4 separate regions of the Homo sapiens genome follow, and all the other regions are linked to region 1. Evidence: read pairs that join two places in POLR2A ChIA-PET (ENCODE). Cell type or tissue: A673. All regions are shown on one strand. Region 1 overlaps OTX2-AS1 (OTX2 antisense RNA 1). Region 2 has its middle 140 kb from the start of OTX2-AS1. Region 3 has its middle 9.1 kb from the start of NAA30. Region 4 has its middle 15 kb from the start of NAA30.

Evidence for each region. ChIA-PET counts read pairs that join two places held together with the same protein. Peaks named below come from ENCODE experiments on the same cell type or tissue, not always from the same donor. Only the 100,000 strongest peaks of a DNase experiment are listed, where the experiment ranks them.
Region 2: POLR2A ChIA-PET joins it to region 1 with 6 read pairs; 3 of 35 experiments call an interaction of 5 or more read pairs at or near these places.
Region 3: POLR2A ChIA-PET joins it to region 1 with 7 read pairs; 1 of 35 experiments calls an interaction of 5 or more read pairs at or near these places.
Region 4: POLR2A ChIA-PET joins it to region 1 with 5 read pairs; 1 of 35 experiments calls an interaction of 5 or more read pairs at or near these places.

What each region holds. Positions count from the first base shown.
Region 1 is chr14:56,825,063-56,827,562 of GRCh38, forward strand. The region is part of intron 1 of OTX2-AS1 (OTX2 antisense RNA 1); the gene reads left to right. It also overlaps the pseudogene RNU6-1204P. Among named protein-coding and RNA genes, the nearest start is that of OTX2-AS1, 13 kb to the left of the region's middle. In A673, no CTCF peak of the experiment used is centred here; a DNase peak (open chromatin) is centred at 1,319; H3K4me3 peaks cover 297 bases; H3K27ac peaks cover 2,500 bases.
Region 2 is chr14:56,949,865-56,952,364 of GRCh38, forward strand. No RefSeq gene overlaps it. Among named protein-coding and RNA genes, the nearest start is that of OTX2-AS1, 140 kb to the left of the region's middle. RefSeq lists an enhancer at 2,426-2,500. In A673, no CTCF peak of the experiment used is centred here; no DNase peak of the experiment used is centred here.
Region 3 is chr14:57,380,275-57,382,774 of GRCh38, forward strand. No RefSeq gene overlaps it. Among named protein-coding and RNA genes, the nearest start is that of NAA30, 9.1 kb to the right of the region's middle. In A673, no CTCF peak of the experiment used is centred here; a DNase peak (open chromatin) is centred at 1,047; H3K27ac peaks cover 1,244 bases.
Region 4 is chr14:57,374,177-57,376,676 of GRCh38, forward strand. No RefSeq gene overlaps it. Among named protein-coding and RNA genes, the nearest start is that of NAA30, 15 kb to the right of the region's middle. In A673, no CTCF peak of the experiment used is centred here; a DNase peak (open chromatin) is centred at 1,205.

The sequences.
Region 1 (2,500 bases):
ATGCAAATTTGTGGATCGTTCCACATTTTTTAAATTACAAAAATAAAAAAAAAGAAAGAGAACATAAGTAGGGATTTTTTAAAGGATTGCAAAAGGTTCGGTGAAGAGAAATGAAATATACCACAGAATGAATAATATGCTAGTTAGTAAAAAATATATGAGTGTTCAACTGAAGTATGGATCCTTTCCACAATAATGGACAGACAAACCCTTTTGTCCTTAAGACTACACAATCCTTTGTTCTGATTCTGTGGTCTTTCTCCTCATCAACTAGCTGATTATGGGTCTCTGCTGGGCCTCCTTTAGGTCCTGTTCATATCTAAAGTTGGCCTATGCCAACCCGGTCACTTCTTTGAATCAGGGCTGACTTAGGAATTACAGAAAAATCTTGGTCTATAGGTGTTACTTGAAGTTTGAAATTTAATGTCAAGTGTCTTCATCAACTTTATGTCTACAGGTCTAGACATTTCTGTTCCTATTATTATACAAATATCAGAGGTAGCTCCTCCTTTAATTCTGTAGTTGTCTGTAAATTCTTATGACTGCCAATTATAAAACTCATTTTATTTTGTTCTGCTGCTGTAGAGGAAGGGGTCTATATATCCACCCCAGTGTTGATAGGAAGGGAATGGTAACTACTCTGGCTACTGCCTGGAGTTTTCTTTTCTTTTTTTTTTAGAGACGGCGTCTCGCTCTGTCGCCCAGGCTGGAGTGCGGTGGCGCGATCTCGGCTCACTGCAAGCTCCGCCTTCCGGGTTCACACCATTCTCCTGCCTCAGCCTCCCGAGTAGCTGGGACTACAGGCGCCCGCCACCACGCCTGGTTAGTTTTTGTATTTTTAGTAGAGACGGGGTTTCACCGTGTTAGCCAGGGTGGTCTCGATCTGCTGATCTCATGATCCACCCGCCTCAGCCTCCCAAAGTGCTGGGATTACAGGCACGAGCCACTGCGCCAGGCCTGGAGTTTTCTTTTTATTTCAGTCACTTACTTGTACATCCTTGGCTGAAGGATACTCTTTTTTCATATTCTTACATGCACTTCCATTATTAACTAAAAAATTAACTAAAGAACCATGTGCTTCTTTACTGGTTTTTGTGTTTTATATGAGGACATTTGTATGTGGTTCGTATATACAACACATTCTTCTCCCAAGAATGCCAAAAACAAAGAAAAGGAAAGGAAGGAAGGAAGGAAGGAAGGAAGGAAGGAAGGAAGGAAAAGAAAGAAAGAGAAACGTAACAGGCATGGCCGAAGAAGCACTCTAGCACTCTACTCTTGAGACTTGGGCTGAATACAGGGCCTACTTTGGTCACTGTTCTTTAAAACACAAAGGATGGAAACAACCGAAAGTGAAGAGAAGGAGCTATTATGATAGAAATGTTTTATGGGCATCTCTATGAGCATAGCACATCAAGGGCAGGTTTGTTAACCTTGAAGAAGAATGGCTAAAGAGATCATCTAATTAATGTCTTGAAAAGCGTGGATATTTTCTAGAAGAGGAATTTTTATAGTAGTTCTCCATGCCTTGAGAGATCCAAGATGATGAAAGAACTTAACATAGGAGCTGTTTCAGCAGAAACACACAGACTCACATCCCCAGCTTAGCTATCCTAGTGCTAAAACATGAGAATATGTTCATTGGTGGCCATTGTGGAATCTCTGTGTTTGGAGATCTCTGAGAAGAGATTTGTAAGTTTTGGTTAAATACCTTTGTGTACACCTGCCTGAAGGTAATCAAATGACTCTTTAAGTTTCCTTCCAGTTCTTATTCTATGAAGCAAACACAATTTTACAATTATTTTTATTAATTGCTGAGCAAAATATTTATTGCCAACTAGTAAATCCTAGGAAAGCTGTCTCATCTTTTGAGGTTGTAAGAAGTTTATGTTGTGAAGATTTGCTAGCCTTGAAATTCTCCCTTATAAAAGCTCAGAGTCCCAGATTGCATCTGTGATAGATTGTTTTGTGATATTTGGGGGGATATACTTTAAAATCTTTTTTCTTGTTCTTTATAGTCTTAGCATTATTTATACTTTAAAAAAATGTTTATTTTATGCCATAGGTTATATTTTATCCTTCAGAGCCCAGCACAAACATTTAAAAAACTAAACTATTTATTACATCTTGAATATTAGTTTTGACTGGGCGTGGTAGTGCAATGTAGCTGGGCAATGTGATGAAGACACCCAATGCAAAAAAAAAAAAAGAGACAGTTAATTTTATTATTTGAATTATCATACAGTAAAATGGACTTCTTTTGGTGTACTATTCTGTGAATATTTTAATGTACATATAGATTCATGTAACCACCACTACAATCTGGATACACCGAACTCTTTTAACATAAGATACTCTCCATATTTTAATAGCTTTGTCACTGAAATCCATTGTCTAATATAACTGCTCAATGAGCAAAATACATAGTAGAATATATAATACTTACTACAAAATGTAAAGTAGTGTTATGTACAATAAAGTGCTTTACTGAAGATATTCTTAA
Region 2 (2,500 bases), 120 kb after region 1:
ATTTTGATGTGAAAGGAAGAAGAGGAAAAGATGACTTGCCTTTTAAGGGTACAGCCAGTTGGTTTTGCACACACACACTCACTCACTTCACCTTGGCCAGAACTTAGTCTTATGACTACAGTCAGCAGTTAAGGAGGCTTGGAAGTGTTGTCTATGTTTTTGTTGGCTGTGTGCCCTAGGTCGAAAGTCTATGACTATAAAAAAAGGGGGTGTGATTATTAGGGGATGGCTGGCCGTCTCTGCCACACTCAGTGCTCTCCTCCTCTGAGAATGACCAAATTTGGTGGTTCATTTACTCTTATTAGAAAAAAATTCCAAATTTTAAAATAGTGTTGATGGTTACTATTGGTCAATTTTTTTAAAAAAATGCTTTTTAGCCAGGTGCAGTGGCTTATACCTGTAGTCCCAGCTACCCTGAAGGTTAAAGCAAAAGGATCATTTGAGCCCAGGAGTTTGAGTCTGGCCTGGGTAACATAGTGAGACCCCATTTCTGTAAAAAAAAAAAAAAAAAAAAGTTTTTTACATACTACAGAAAGCTAAACAAAATTTGGCAGCTTTAGTTCTATTAATTAAGAAAAAAAGCTAAATTCATTCTAATTTCATTTTTAATTATCAGGAAAAACTATATTTAAAAATAAATTACCTGCAAAATAAGCAACTGAGTTATACATGATCCAGTTTTATGCCCCAAGACTGAAGGAGATGCTTTTTGACACTTTGATATTAACGTTGATATTAGTGATATTAATATTTTGTATTAGTATTGCACATATTTTCATTTCCCTTTGATTTCCCATGAAAAAGTGGCAACCCATTCCCAACTTGAAGATTTATCATTGTTTTTCCCAAACTTAAAGAACGAGCAATTGAGAGAAAAGTGCCTCTAACTAGGTATGGGCTATTCCCGTTTTGGTAGGTCCTATAGTGAGAGTTGCCTTCTCTGTGAACTAAAGACAGAAAGGAGACTCATGGGAGGGTGAGGAATGGACTGACACTCTTCCTGCATCGTGGTTGACAGTAAACCACAGTACCCACTCCACAGATTAAAGCATTTTTGCTGTCTTGGGCAGTCCTTAATTTTAGTTCATTTTCCTGTACCTATTTATTTGATAGCTCATTAATTGCCTCAGAGCAGAGAAAATGTTTCCTTTAAGAAGGTTAAACAAAGAGTTTATTGACATAAGTGAATTGGTTGAAGAAAACATTATTAAGTAAAAGGCACTTATTTAAACACCAAATTAATCATTTAAAGGCAAATTAGAGGTCGTATCTCCTCCTAAATAAATAATGTTAACCAGTAATGAGATATCCATTTTAGATTATAAGCATACTTACAGGTTTGGGCTGCTGGCTGCAGTGTGCCTTAGCTTTCCAAGTTTATTCAGGGCCTATAATTACACTAATGTTTGGAAATTGCAACATTTTAAACTACAGTATATTTTATCTACAATATGTCATTTTTCATTATATGATTTTTTTAAAAAAATCAAAGCTTTCCTTTCATCCCAGCAGAAGAGAAGACTAGTGCTCTGAGAGAAGATTCCCTAGCAGTGGAAACGGATTCACCTCTGGCGCTGTTTCAAGTCACTGAACTTATCTAACAAGCTGGTGCACAAGTGCCCTTGGCATTGCCCTCGTAGCTCTGGCTGGGCCACAGGTAACTTCTCAATGTTGTAGCTGGGGCTGTGTGCACGGGCCACACCCAAACGTATTTCAGGACGCTTCTAATGTAAGTTCTGGAGACTGAAGAGAACACACAACAATTTTCATTGTGGAAGTACTGGTGTCCCCAAAGTTGTCTGGTATTTTAGCTTTGGATTTTTCCCTTCCACTTGGAGGGTGTCTTAGCCGCCTACCCACATCCAGCCACACATTTTTTCCATGCAGGCACATGGGCAATGCCCAAAACCCTGCTCCACCGCTGGGCTCGCATTAGCCGGCCTCCCAACCACGATGACTGTTAAGTGTTGACAGGTACCAGACATTCACGTTCCAGGCTCTTCCATAGCAAAACAACGCTGATACCAGCAGCTTTGTTTCACATGGCATTGCAGTTTTGTTTTTAGCCAGACAGAAGTCAGGAAGTTTAAGGTTAGTTAATCAAATCTGACGTTAGTCCACCCTGATGATCTGATCATCAGATGGTCCAGCAGATTCTCCTTTTTCTCAAAATACTTTATTGTGCACTTGTGGAGAAGATGGAAAAAAAGAATCCCAATGGAGGATAATTTGAATTGATGGTTTTTTTTTTTTTTTTTGAGTGTCAGTTCTCATCTGACTTTTTAAACCCTGTTGAAATCAATTATTCTTGCTATTATAATAATCGTCTTGATTTTGCATGTTTTATCAATGAATACTGTTCATTTCAACTCACTGCTGCCCTTATTTAGGCAACTTACGATTTTTGAATGCATGGGTCTAAATTCAGGCTTTTCAGCCTTGAGATAACTAGAGATGTCACCCAACAAGCTAAGCCTCAATGTTCCTGCCACATACTAAC
Region 3 (2,500 bases), 560 kb after region 1:
GCATGGTCCTGTGTTAGATTAGATTGGAATGCAATCATACAGTGAAATCTTTTGCAATGAATAGAATTTTAAGGTAATATTTAAAATAACACAAACTTTTAAAGTGCTATGATGTTAAGTTTAGAAAAATCAGGATATAAATGTGTAGGTATATGTGTATGTGTGTGTGTGTATCGTAGTAATCTAAAAGTAATCCTCCTGAAACTACACACAAAGACTAAAATGTAATGTTTCAAAATATTACTAGTGGTTGTCCTTTGGTTGTGGTATTATGTTGGGTTTTTCTTCATTTTTCACTTGTCTACATTTTCCATGTTTTTATGTTGAACATGTATTACTATTATAATAGATGAAATTCCCATGTTCTTATATTGGCAGAATTGAGGTACTGCTCCTCTTTATACAGATCAGGAATTCTGTGGGCTGTACAAGCTCAGAAAACTTCTCTAAAGAAAACCAAAGCTTCAGGCTGGGCCTAGCCAGGGCTCACGCCTATAATCCCAGCACTTTGGGAGTCCGAGTCAGGAGGATGAGGAGTTCAAGACCAGCCTGGGCAATGTAGTGAGACCCTGTTTCTACAAAAAATTACAAAATTAGCTCAGCATGGTGGTGCACACCTGTGGTCCTAGCTACTTGAAAGGCTAAGGTGGAAGGATCACTTGAGCCTTGGAGATTGAGGCTGCAGTGAGTCATGATTGTGCCACTGCACTCTAGTCAGCGTGACTGGGTGACACAGTGAGACCATTTCGAAATAAAGAAAGAAAGAAAGAGAGAGAGAGAGAAAGAAAGAAAGGAAGGAAGGAAGGAAGGAAGGAAGGAAGGAAGGAAGGAAGGAAGGAAGGAAGGAAGGAGAAAGAAGAAAGAAAGAGAAAGAGGAAGAAGGAAAGAAAGGAAGGAAGGAGAAAAGGGAAAGGAAAGGGAAGGCAAGGAAGCTTCAGCAATTAGCTCAGATACAGCATCCAATTGAATGGCTGTAGATAAGTGGGGTGCCCCTACCCCGCTAAAAGAATGGGGAAGGTCCTTTCCTTCCTGATACTTTCCCTCTTAATACTTTTTTTTTGGACAAAGAGCAAAATAGAGTTAGGTGATGGATTCCTTCACCAAACAAGTAAAAGAGCAAACAAAGCAACCATTTATTAAGTACTTAATGCATGCTAGGTTGGTTGAAAAGGGTCAGAAGCTAAATGTGATGCGAGGCTGAACAAAAAGAAGGATGATTACAGAACTTAAGCCATCTTGTAGGACCTCAGCTTACAGCTGAAGAATTGGTTTTACTTACTGCCTGCAATTTTGCAACAATCCTTCTTTCCCTTATCTCTCATCCCCACTGCCAACAGCAATCCCTTTTCCAGACTGCAGCAAGAATGATCTTTTCAAAGAGCAAATCTTCAACAGATTCCAAGGGTACCTTGGGATAAAATTTAACCCCCTTGGGGTGGCTGACAAGGCCCTTTGTGATCTGGTTTCAGCTCTCTCATCTTACAGGCATTCTGATCTTCCCAGGCTTCATTTCTGATATTCCAGCTTGGAATGACCTCCCCTGTCTTGTTTGTCTAGCTAACTTCTGCTTACCCTACATGTCTCAGATTAAATATTGCCTTCATTGGGAAACCTTAGCTGCCCTTGCCATGTGCATCCATTGTAGTCACTACTTTCTCTATCATAGCCCTTTCTGAATGTTACTTAAATCTCTGGTTTAATTGTCCTTCTCCTCATTGTGACTAGGATCTGTGATGGCAAGTGCCAAGTCTGTCCTGTTCCTCATGGTACCTATACTGCCTAGCAGGCGAGCAGCTATTGTTCATTGAATGAATGAATAAGTGGGTGATTAAGTGAGTTAATCTGACCATATTTAACTTCTCAAAAACTTTCTTTCTTTGAAGAGGTACTCTAATTGATGCAAGTGCATACCAAACTAAAGATGATATACATTGTGGGATGGTGGTAGTCTTGGGGATACTGTGAGTACTTCATTCAGCACTGAAGTCCTAAATCCTGTTCCTTGTTCATGGATACATAGTAGTCCCCCTCTATCCACGGTTTCACTTTCCATGGTTTCAGTCAATCACAATGTGAAAATATTAAATGCAAAATTCCAGAAATAAGCAGTTCATAAATTTTAGGATGCACACTGTTCTGAGTCACATGATGATATCTTACACCATCCCACTCTGTCCCACTCAGGATGTGAATCATCCCTTTGTCCAGCATATCCGTGCTGTTTGTGCTACATGTCTGTTAGTCACTCAGTAGCCAGCTAGGTTGTCAGATTGCAAAAAGAGTATATATAGCACACTATCCATGGTTTCAGGCATCCCCTGGGGACTTTGGAACACACCCCCTGCAGATAAGGGGGGGCTACTAATTGCATATGTGTGTATAGACTTTAAGGATTTCTGAAATTAGTTTTTCAAGTCCCTGTGGGAAAAAATAAACATCGTGATACATTGATGGATTGTTTTTAATCCTGAAAAAAAAGGCCTCTTCATCTAACAATAGG
Region 4 (2,500 bases), 550 kb after region 1:
GTTTTTACAGGCTAATACTGGATACATCAAACCCTCAATATAAATGGGATACCAGAACAACAACAGCAATAAAAAATTAATAACAATGATAATAATGATAATACTGTATTCCTTACATGCAGAAAATATTGTGGATGACAGTAAAACAACTATAAGGTAGCTGGAAGAGGTAAAAAGATTGAGTGTGGAAATAAAAAGTTAAGAAAGGAATTTTTTTAAAGGTTTTAGCTTTATAACAGAAACAATACTGATACACATTTATAATCCACAAGGCGTAAGGCATCTAGATGGCTTATAGTATTTTTCCCCAACTTTTCACTGAGTCTGTGTGTGTGTGTATTTTTTATTTTCATAAGATACACATAACATAAAATGTACCATTTTCACCATTTTTAAGTGTAGGATTCAGTGGCATTAAGTACCTATACAACGTTGTGCAACCATTACAATTATTCATTTCCCAATCTTTCCCATTATTCCAAAGAGAAACTCTGTACCCGTAAATAATAACTTTCCATTCCCTTCTCCCCTCAGCCCCTGGTAATCACTATTCTACCTTCTGTCTCTATGAATTTGATTATTCTAAGTACCTCATGTCAGTGAAATCATACAATATTTGTCCTCCTGTGTCTGGCTGATTTCACTTAGCATGACGTCTGCAAGGTTGGTTCATGTAGCATTTTTAAGTACTTCATTCCTTTTAACTCGGAATAATATTCCGTTGTACATATATACCACATTTTGTTTATCCATTTGTCTGCTGATGGACATCTGGGTTGTTTCTACCTTTTGGCTATTATAACTAATGCTGCTATACATTTTTATTTTTATTTATATATCTATTTATTTATTTCGAGAGACAGGGTTTCACTCTGTCACCCAGGCTAGAATGCAGTGGTGGGATCGTAGCTTACTGCAACCTGGAACTTCCAGGTTCAAGGTCAATCCTTTGGCCTCAGCCTCCCATGTAGCTGAGACCACAAGTGTGCACCATCACACCCAACTAATTTTTAAATTTTTTGTAAAGACCCCCTATGTTTCCCAGGGTGTCTTGAACTCCAAAGCTCAAGAGATCCTCCTGCCTTGGCCTCCCAAAGCACTGGGATTATGGCCTATAAATGTTTATAACACTGCTGGGTAGCTGTTTCCTGCTACTTCATTCTCAAGTTACAGGACTTTGATGAGCGCATACATTAACTTCCTAGTGGTTTATTGTGTTTTTGCCAGGAGTGTTTGTAGGAGGGCACTAAGGAACCCACAAATTCAGAGGCTTTGACTAATGACGTTAACGCCTAGTGAAAGACAGAACTCTCCTAGGCTGAAAGAACACTGAATTTATATATAACTTAATAGGTATTATTAGTATATTTAAAGAAAGAATGTGTCGAGATTTGGAAGTGGCTTGTATAAAAGTGTAGAAAAAGTTGAAGTGGAAGATGCAATTTGAAGTTAGAGAACCTTGATATGCAGACTGTAAATTATAAGTCACTGGAACAGACACATGCATTTTGGAGACAGACACAGAAAATGATTACAGCATGATAATGCATATTTAACTAAACAGACAAAAAGGCCAAATTATAAACTTTTTAAACAAGTCTTTCCAATAATCTGCTTGATGGTCATGCCTCATCATTTCCTCCTAGCTCCCAGAACTTTTTTGTTCAGAGTTTAACGTAATAATTAGCTGTACAATTATTTGTTTAATGTTTCGCTCAATGAGGATAGGGATAATGGTTGTCTTTTGCATAGTGCCTGCTACATATAAACATGAGTCTCTTGTAAGTTTGGTTGCTCTAATACATTCAGATCACAACCTTGAAATTACGTGCCAATACCTGGAAAGTTAAAGCTGTCAACTCTAGGTAATCCACCAAAATAAAATTGTGTTATAGTAAAGTCAATCAAGCAGCCTTTCCTGGTAGACTTTCCAGCACGTTGGGCTTCTCTCAAACTCCAGCAGAACTCAGGATTGCTCAAGATAGGAAGATACAAAGATATGAAAGAAATTTTCATTGATATTCCAAAATGATCTCTGTGGAAATGTGCACAAGCACTTCATTTACTATAATGATTCCTTCCTAGCAAGATATTTCAAGATTTTAACCATTTTATCTAAAGTGGAAACTAAAATATAGATAGAATAATGCAAAACAAAAGTACAACATAGTTGGCAGGGCTCAGTGGCTCACGCCGATAATCCCAGCATTTTGGGAGGCCGAGGCAGGTGAATCACCTGAGGTCAGGAGTTCGACACCAGCCTGGCCAACATGGTGAAAACCAATCTCTACTAAAAATACAAAAAGTTAGCCAGGCATAGAGGCACACACCTGTAATCCCAGTTACTCAGGAGGCTAAGGCACGAGAATGCTTGAACCCAGGAGGCAGAGGTTGCAGTGAGCCGAGATAGTGTCACTGCACTCCAGCCTGGGAAACAGAGTGAGACGCCGTCTCAAAAAAAGAAAAGAAAAGAAAAAAAAAGTACAACATAGTTAATAGT